2 separate regions of the Homo sapiens genome follow, and region 1 is linked to region 2. A link is an interaction called in ENCODE POLR2A ChIA-PET data of the cell type or tissue named here. Cell type or tissue: PC-3. All regions are shown on one strand.

Region 1 (5,000 bases), 62 kb before region 2:
TAGTATAATCCACAGTGAGCAGACTTAGTTTACTTTTTATTAGCAATTCCAATTATTAGCACAAATAAAAACATTTCTGAAGCAAACTATACCAGGAAAAAATGCTCCTTTCGGCTTTTCTTGGTGGTTTAAAAATACAGGAATCAATATAGGAAAATCTTTCATAAAAATAGTACTCACCTATAAACTTGCTCCCTCATTCCACATATTTATTTCATGTGTGTATAATTTTTATCTGTCTGCTTCTTATAAGCCTGTTTCTCTTATTTACTTAATTTTGAGGTATTAGGGAAGACTTTTGTAGGAAATGGGAGGCAAGAAACAAAAGCCAATTTTATTAAGATGACGTTAATTTTAAAAATGTGCGAATCACTGAGCTTTACTTTCTGAACTTTGCGCTCTTCAATTATAGCTGGGTATTCTTATTACTCTACAATCTTTTAAAATGTAGGCCTTTTACTCTGTCTCATTTGCCCTCAAACCACTGCAGCCTCTCCCACTGACCCCTGGAAAGAAAGAACCCCAGTGACTGGGAGCGACCAAGAGGCACCCTGAAGGAGGAAAAGCCATTGAGGCATGTAACCACCTCCACCACAGGAACGAGTAGAAGAAACTCGCCACAGCATCTGTATTTTTGCAAGGTGCAGGCTTCAAAGCCAGGAGTTCTTGCGTCAGACCCCGGACTCATCTCGAGGCCCAACCTTTATTCCAGCATCAACAGAAAAGGTCTCTGGGTTCCACCCTCCCTACCAGCAGGTGCCACTATCACCGTGGATCACGTCTGCAGGAATCTGCATGCCCCTGGGTGTTACTAGTTCTCTTCTACGTGCACCACTGGGAGGGCTTAGAATTTCAAGGCATATACTGCCATGATAAGCAAATATTCTTCTGAATTTCCTAAAAGTGAAATTATAGAACTTAGGGATGGAAAGAAAGGCGTGGAAAATAAACTGCCAGCACAGAATACAACGTGACTTTCAAAAGAATTTTTTTTCTTTTTCTTTTTTTGCTATCACCTAGTTCAGGAGCAGAAGGGTTAGAAATTTTTAAAGGTCTCATATCCTACTTTCGCCATATAGTGACTATAAAAATGAAAGTTTGGTAAATCACAGGAAAGCTAGCTGTAAATTATGAACACTTGACCATATGCCTTAATCACTGACTAGGTTTCCAAATGAATATACATGTCTTAAATCTGCTGAGAGTTAAATATTTTTAAGAAACCCTTAAGACTTCAACATGCTTGCCTTTTGAATAGTTCTGTCTGATAATAAGGCCATCTTGGGACATTCTTTATTGTTACAGTGACCATTAACAGGAATATATAGCTGCGCAGATAAGGTTCTGAAGCTATTTTAGGTCACAGATTTTCCATTCAGAAAGGCCACACCAGCTGCTGGAGCAGCAGGCTCTCACTGGAGCCCATATGCAGAGGGCTGGGTTGCCAGATCACATCAGAAAGCCAAGGAAGCAGGGTCGGAGGAGAACGATCCTTCACAGGGACATGGCCTCCCAGGACTCTTTCTTTGGCTTATGGATCTTCTTCCAGTACGCCAATAATTTCATTCAACCTCCATGTGGTCCAAGAGTGGCCATAGATTAGACAGCAAATTTCAACAAGATCTAAATACAATCATTGTTCCATCTTCTCAATCAAGAACTCCTGAGAAACTTTTCAATGTCAGCTTCATTGTGGCACAATGAGACATTTTCCTATCCTATTTAGTGTCAAGAAGCTATAGCACTCTCCTTAGTACAAATATGTGTTACCAATTAATAGATATTTCAAGTAATGAAGTTTAAATCAATGGCCTGAGCAGGGTCAGTATTTAGTCAGCTAAAATCTAATAAACAGGTTATATGGAAGGCATTTTAATGCATGCAATGTTCATGAACACAGATCACACTGTGCACATTACTCAATTCTCAAACAAGGTTGGTTTTGAGCAAGTTGAGAGCATTGAGACTTAACAATCACAAGATATTCTCAAAACAAAAATTTCCCTTCTGGAGAGCTGGTGTTCCAATTACAGTGATAATCATGGATATATCACTGACATAAAAAACTTTTTTATAGGCTTGTTTCCCCCTCTTGAATGTAACTAACGCATGAAACAAGTTCAATTTTATCAGCTCCCTATAAAGACCTAGATTCTAAAGCTGCTTACAAAAATCTCACCCACTGAAATTACAGTACTGAGTAAGGTCTCCCAAATTCTAAACTCAGGTCAAATCTACACATCTTTTCCATTCAGAAATAAATATGTATTTGTCATAGCACATTAACAATGCATTTTTCTAAACACTTAAATTCTAGGGTCTTAACTGTCTAGGCAAAGGTCATCTGCACCTGCCCTATCTTTGACACGTAAAGGCTTCATTTCTGTTTTGGTTCAGTCCATACATCGCTATCCAACTCATCTTTCTAAACAGAAACATCATTTGTACCAAACCTTCAATGGCTCCCCATCTCTACAGAATATCAAAATCAAAGTTCATAAATCACTTGAGCAGAAAAGACTGCAATTTGTTTAGCACTGACCTTTCAAAGCATCTCAGCACTTACGCACACCCTCACACAACAAAGTTTAATTTTCTGACGCACCAAACCGGGTCTTCATCTCCAATAAGTTGTGTGTACCTAAACCAATTATTCATTCTTTCACTGCCTGCTGCACACTGCTCTAAGGGTAATACACACAATAGCAAAAGACATAAATGTTTATGAAATCCTTTTAAAATCTCATTTACCATTGAAGAAGTACTAAACTACCATTGGCAAAGAAGTACTAAACTACAGTGCAGAAAATACCCATGCTCCATGATCAACTAATAAGTGCAGCTGGCTGGGCCTCTGTCCTTTTCCTCAGTGCTAGTTGACTCCCTTTCCCAAACCAAATCTGAGGTATCCTTACCCCCAATCCTTCCTGCCTTCACCAACAAAGATGGCCCCAAAGTATGGACTTCTGCCTCTGCTTCTCCTTCCCACCTAAGTCTACTAATACAAACTCTTTATCAGGACTGTCTAATTTTTTCCTATTCTCTCTGATAAACTCACCTCTCCCCCACTAAATCCTCCCCATTGGCCAAAAAAATAACATAACAATAACCAAACTATTCAGTCTCCCATCCTTAAAAAGAAGGAGAAGAGGAGAGGAGGGAAGGGAGTTCCTGTAAGTTCTCACTTTGAAGATACGGCGTTCCCTTGTCCATCTCAGCCATGTCTCAAGAGAAGACCCAGTGCCACCTGCTGCCACCATCCTGTTTTGTGTTCTCCTGTGTCCCTTTCCTCCTCCACCTACATCAATGGCACCCCCATTCACTTGAGTCATTTCACACTTCCCCAACCCTTCTTGTCTTTTCTTCCTTTGGAAGAAAAGGAGCCACAGGATGGCTCCATTCCTGTGACCTCTGATTCCAGCTGGAGTTGGTGTGCTCAGAGAAGGTCGGGGCAGTCTGACACCATGAAAGCTGTGGCCTGCCCTGGCTTCCACAATCCCCACCTCCCCTCCTGTCCCCCACCACCTACGTGCTCTGCATATTCTGGCCCTTCTGAGAGCCTTCTCTACTGTGCATTAACAGGACAGCCTCTCCCAGGCCCAGACGGAGACCTCCCAACCTAGACCAAGACAGCTGATGGGGAGCTAGCATGAGAAGCACCATCAGCCGTGCGTGCTGCAGACATGCAGCAGGCACGAGGTCAAGACTCCACTTCCTGGGCGTGTTTGGTACTGCAGCACACCAATGATGCCGAATGGCCCAACACTGGAGGGGTAGGGGACTGTCACATCTGACTCCACGGGACAGCACAGAAGCCACAAAGCCTGTTCCTATTCAACCTGAGGTGATCATTGGAAATGCCTGAAGGAGTTTGCTATGTAAAGGTAACTCTGTTTTTAGAACACACAAGCAAATAAAAAAGAATACCTTCTACCATGAAGCCACTGCAGTGCGCTGAAACTGAGGACAAAGGAGCTGCAACACCCAGGATGTCACAGGATTTGGGACTAGACAGAGCCTGCAACACAAGCAGGCTAAGCCCAGGAGAGAGGAACAACTGAAAAAAGGGGGTCTGAGGGCCTGGTCAGCCTGCAGAAGTGAAGGGTAGAGACAGGCCAGGACAAGTGACCAGCCATGTGCAAAGTAAGAAATGTCATTCTTTTGAGAGCAAATGGATCACACAATGTGAGAAAAGAATGAAAACAGGTACATTGAAGAATGTCCTGAACCTTTGAGAAGAATGTCATTTACAATGTTCATTGTTCCACATGGTATCTCCAACCACTGAAGACACAGAGGGTGGAGATGCTCACAGCCCTGCAGAGCGAGCATCACCTCCTGCCAGTGACAGTCACACCAGCAGCTCAGCAATCACTCTCAGGACAACTATCACCAAGGAAAGGTAGTGAGAACTGCTTCACTTTAAAGCCTTACAGATTGCAAGTTTGTCATAGTAATTGCAAACAGAAATATTTTAAATCTAATGAACTTAGGTTAAAGTTCCAAAGCTCAGCACTGCACACAGTCAGTGCTGACAAGGAGCTTCACCATCTCAGGAGGACTGCATTGACCCACCACACAAACAAATAGTCTGTAACTAATTATCCATGGCTCAAAGAATGATCTAGTAATTTACAATTTCCACAATTCATAATATTCTCAGACTGTATGTTTGAGGATTCTTTTCTGTATTTCCAACTAAATATACAGTTACTTTTACATTCCTTACATTAGGAGATAAAATTACCTAGAACAGAAAGGCATCATTTTCTCCAAGTATTACACAGGCCCACTAGAAGATAAAGAAAAATGCTTTGACCTCATCTTTGACCAACTTTTCAAACAATCCTTTTCAGTGTTTCCACCTGCACCCCCCACTCCCAGAGTTGATCAGCTGGAAGTGCACAGGTCTCAGAGGATTCCGAGACAAATCATCACAATCCTGCGACGATCCGTGAGTCCCACGACCTTCGCTACAGCTGCAGAGCCATGCGTGGTGG
Region 2 (5,000 bases):
ATCATCTTAAGTAACATAGGGAAACTTTCAAAAGTGCTGCATATTGTCACCTATAGTAGAAAACTTTCAAACAGAAACTGAGAACAAATCTTCATCTCTTAACATAAAGCGACATACAGCAGGCAGAATCTTTGCAGCTGCTTCAAGAATGACGGGAATTTCTAGTGCAGTCCCAACAGCATTCAACCTAAGAACTGCATAAAACTGAAACAACTTCACAGCACAGTATTAAAAATAAACACCAGTTTGCAAAAGGTCAGTCTGACAATGTCAGGATATCAAATACCAATTAGATTCAAGTTTTCATTTGTTCATGAAATGACTATGGTTCAAGCTTTCATCTGTTCATGAAATAGCTACGGTTCAAAATTACATAAAAACACCAAATGTGAAATCTGCACAATTATAAAACCTTTCTTAGCAAGATTAAATGACAATGACTGCTGATTGTAACATGAATCAACACCCTTCTCCCATAATTTCCATCACCACCCACAAACATATGTGAAAAGGCCCATCCTACAGTAATACTCATGAGGCCATTAAGCTGCTCATCCTATCACCAGTGCTGTCACAGTCTACAAACAAAACTGTATTCAATTGAGAAACTATATTTGGGGGTAATACTCTACTTTCATAATAATGTTCGTATGCCTGGTATACCTGATCTTTAGTAGGTTAGCTATCTCATTGAAATCTCAAAGCAGTAATTTCCTAAATAACCATGATTTTTATAACATTACTTAATCACCTCCACATTATGATAGCAAATTCATTAATTTGCTACTAACAGAATGCAACACAAACTAAGACCATTTGGAATATTGCTACGTTATAATATAGGTTGAGCATCCGTAGTCCAAAATGATGTAAAGTCTGTAAAATCTGATGTAAAATCTGAAACTTTTTCAACATCAACATGATGCAAGTGGAAAATTCCACACCTGTGCTCATAAGATGGGTCACAGTCAAAAGGCGGTCAAAATGTTGTTTCCTGCACAAAATTATTTAAAATGTTTTACAAAATTACCTTTAAACTATGTGTATAAGGTATATATGAAACATAAATGACTTTCATGCTGACTTGGGTCCCATCTTTAAGATACTTCATTAGGCATATGCAAATACTCTAAAATACTTCTGGTCCTAAGCATTTCAGATAAGGGACACTCCACCTGTATTCCAAACACACAAACACACAAGCCAGAGGTACTGAACTCCCGTGATGTCCAAATGAGCAAATCTGAACCGTAACTGCTCAGGTTTGCTGGCTTGATATTGTTTTCCCGTTAATGGATTGCATAGAATTTCACGGTGAAGAATGAAGTGTCTGGCCGGGCACGGTGGCTCACACCTATAATCCCAGCACTTTGGGAAGCCAAGGTGGGCGGATCATGAGGTCAGGAGATCGAGACCATCCTGGCTAACACGGTGAAACCCCATCTCTACTAAAAATACAAAAAATTAGCAGGGAGTGGTGGCGGTTGCCTGTAGTCCCAGCTACTCGGGAGGCTGAGGTGGGAGAATGGTGTGAACCTGGGAGGCGGAGCTTGCAGTGAGGCGAGATCATGCCACTGCACTCCAGCCTGGGCGACAGAGCAAGACTCTGTCTCAAAAAACAAACAAACAAAAAAAGAACGAAGTGTCCGAAATTTTGGAAGCTTCAATTCGAAATAATATTAAGGCAACTCCAACATTAGTAACAGTCCCTGTGAAAAATTGGGGGGTGAAATACTTAAATGAATATTCCAACATTCCTAAAACAAAATACTTTATATAGCTATACTTTCCATTACAGAAGGGAAAAGAAAAATAAGCTTTCTCATTTGAGCACAGTGAAACTTTTCCAGCCTGGCCAACGTGGTGAAAATTAGCCAGGTGCGGTGGCACACACCTGTAATCCCAGCTACTCGGGAGGCTGAGGCATGAGAATCGCTTGAACCTGGGAGACAGAGGTTGCAGTGAGCCAAGATCGCACCACTGCACTCCAGCCTAGGCAACAGAGAGAGACTCCATCTCAAAAAACAACAACAACAACAACAACAACAAAAACTTAGGAGCTTACCTATAACTTCACTAAACTTTTTGAAGAGATTGCAAGCCCTAAATTAAATTGACAACATATTGCAATTGATTTTTTCATTTATTTCAAAACTTCACAAACTAACAAGCTAGAAAAGTATCAGTTGGCATCATCTTCCAAATACCATATTCAATGTTTCTTAAACAAGATAAACAAGTATTCTTCCATTTTTCAAATGAGCTAAGGCATCCATATTCTAAGAGCATATGATTTTCACATTCAAAGTCAATTAATATGCCAAGTTATTTTACATAGCATTTAAGCAAACATGGAACTTTCCATATAATGTGCCACCCCCATACTCACTTTTAACATCAGAGGAAATATCCTTTTATATTTTAATATTTGAAAATATATTTAAAAGATTCGTTTTAATCCCCAAATCCCCAAAGGCACAAGAGTTCCCTTACTAAGCACTGTATTTGAGATTAGATCCAAACAAACACAAGTTGTGAAATCACAATTTTGTTGACTGACTCATATAGTAAAACATGAAATGCTTTCACAAAATAACATATAAAAAATTATGTGGCCAGGCGCAATGGCTCATGCCTGTAATCCCAGCACTTTGGGAGGCTCAGGCAGGTGGATCGCCCTGAGCTCAGGAGTTGGAGACCGGCCTGGCCAACATGATGAAACCCTGTCTCAACCAAAAACACACAAAAAACTTTAGCCGGATGTGGTGGCATGCACCTGTAGTCCCAACTACTTGGGAAGTTGAGATGGGAGGATCACTTGAGCCTGGGAGGTGGAGGTTGCAGTGAGCCGAGATTGCACCACTGCACTCCACTCTAGGCAACAGAGTAAAAACCTGTTTCAACAACAAAAAAAGGCTGGGCGCGGTAGCTCACACCTGTAATCCCAGCAAAGACAGAGGTGGGTGGATTGCTTGAGCTCAGGAGTTCAAGACCAGCCTGGCCAACATGGTGAAACCCTGTCTCTACTAAAAATATAAAAATTAACCGGGCGTGGTGGTGGGCGCCTGTAATCCCAGCTTTCAGGAGGCTGAGGCATGAGAACTGCTTGAACCATGCAGGTGGAGGTTGCAGTGACCCAAGATCACACTACTGTACTCCAGCCTGGGCAACAAAGCAAGACTCCATTTAAAAAAAAAAAAAATTGTCCAAAGATATCTTAACGATGAAAACTTGAAAAGCATAGCCTCTGCAGCCCATGGGCTGGCAGTTTGCTGATCTTTTAAAGTTAATCTTTCCCTGCCCAGTCCCCATTTTCTGGTAAGGTTTCTAGGAGGTCTGTTGGTATACATCCTACAACTTATTGACTTAAAATGTACTCTCCTTTGAGACCGATTGGGAGAAATAGAAATCAATAGCGCAATCGTTTTGATACTGAATATTGAAAAGTGTCTCTTTGAAATAAAGAACCAGTCCCTCCAAAAAAATAAAAATAAATTGTGACTCCTTACAATTTCTAGTTGTGTAAAACTGTTTTGGAATGTTTATAAAAATCTTTCTGATAACTAGGCATTTCTAAAAATAATCCACAATATAATCCCCTCTTGAACAGGACTGGATTGGACTGCTAGCCTCTATAGAATATATACTGCAAGGGAGCACAGTAACTGAGCACTAGAGACCACACAGCTTCCCAAACTGGCCTTGTGTGTCCAAAACAGCCCCAAATCCCATCAGATTCATGGATTCTAATCACAGGAGTGCCTCCCTCCAAAACATGTTTACTTATATTTGGACACAATTCTTATAAACTAAGTAAACTAGAGCTGGATATTAAAGTAGGGTGAGACAAGCACAATGAAAGCATAAGAAAGGGTAGCTGACAAAAGAGCAAAGAAAGAAAACACACAATGCAAATATAAAGTGACAGACAAATATATTACTTCTTGGGAATTTTTTTTTTTTTGGAGACAAAGTCTCACTCTGTCTCCCAGGCTGGAGTGCAGTGGCACGATCTTGGATCACTGCAACCTCCACCTCCCTGGTTCAAGCCATTCTTGTGCCTCAGCCTCCCAAGTAGCTAGGATTATAGGCGCCCACCACCATGCCCGGCTAATTTTTGTATTTTTAGTAAATACAGGGTTTCACCATGTTGGCCAGGCTGGTCTCAAACTCCTGACCTCAGGTGAGCTGCCCACCTTGGCCTCCCAAAGTGCTGGGATTACAGGCGTGGGGGAATTATTTTTAATTAAAGAAAATTAAAATCTAATGTCATAGTTAAAACAAGATTTCATCCTTTCTGGGTATTCAGCATAAGGAATTCCTCCAAGGAAATTTTTTAAAGACATGTATACATTTACTTAAAATGTAGGTGTTGGAAACAAGCTACGATAGCTTATTTTTGTTTCTCTTTTAAAGTAGTGAGTATCCCGAAAATGAGGTGAAAACATAACCATTCTAACCCCATAGCATATTTTCTTCTACTATAAACATAATTTATGTCAAAGGTTTAAATGTCTAATTTACATAGTGACCATGTGTTGACATCTGTGATTTAGAATGTTAGTTTTCCAAAACCTTAAATGAGTTTTTTCACAAAATTAATCTGAACAATTCCTGGATAGAACAATACCTCAACAAACACTTAAGAACAAAAGTAGCACATTAGCTATGCCAAAAAATAATACGAAGCAAGGAATGCTAAGGAAGAGCCCACGCCTTGGTTCTTTTCAATGTGTGATACATATCCAAAACATTCAAGCACAGAAACACTTAAAAGATCAATGTGCTTATCATATGGTCACTCCCTTATAAAATATTTTCACACTGCTCCACCTACCTAAGAGAGCAGCAAAAATAGGAAAACGATTTGGATTCAGGTCCAGTTGCTTGGCAACTTCATGCATCAGATATTGGCTTGTGGTGAGACTTTTCCCGTTCCGGCTCAGTTTTAGGGCATGGGCACTGAAATAGTAGGGGATGTTGCACAGTGCATAATCAGA

What was found. Peaks named below come from ENCODE experiments on the same cell type or tissue, not always from the same donor. Only the 100,000 strongest peaks of a DNase experiment are listed, where the experiment ranks them.
Region 1: POLR2A ChIA-PET joins it to region 2 with 8 read pairs; 5 of 35 experiments call an interaction of 5 or more read pairs at or near these places.

Annotation. Positions count from the first base shown.
Region 1 is chr9:93,532,775-93,537,774 of GRCh38, reverse strand. All of the region lies in intron 10 of FAM120A (family with sequence similarity 120 member A), which reads right to left. Among named protein-coding and RNA genes, the nearest start is that of PHF2, 41 kb to the left of the region's middle. In PC-3, no CTCF peak of the experiment used is centred here; no DNase peak of the experiment used is centred here.
Region 2 is chr9:93,471,225-93,476,224 of GRCh38, reverse strand. FAM120A (family with sequence similarity 120 member A) reads right to left here. Exons shown (of 18, transcript NM_014612.5): 2 at 4,838-5,000. Among named protein-coding and RNA genes, the nearest start is that of FAM120AOS, 20 kb to the right of the region's middle. In PC-3, no CTCF peak of the experiment used is centred here; a DNase peak (open chromatin) is centred at 2,674; H3K27ac peaks cover 748 bases.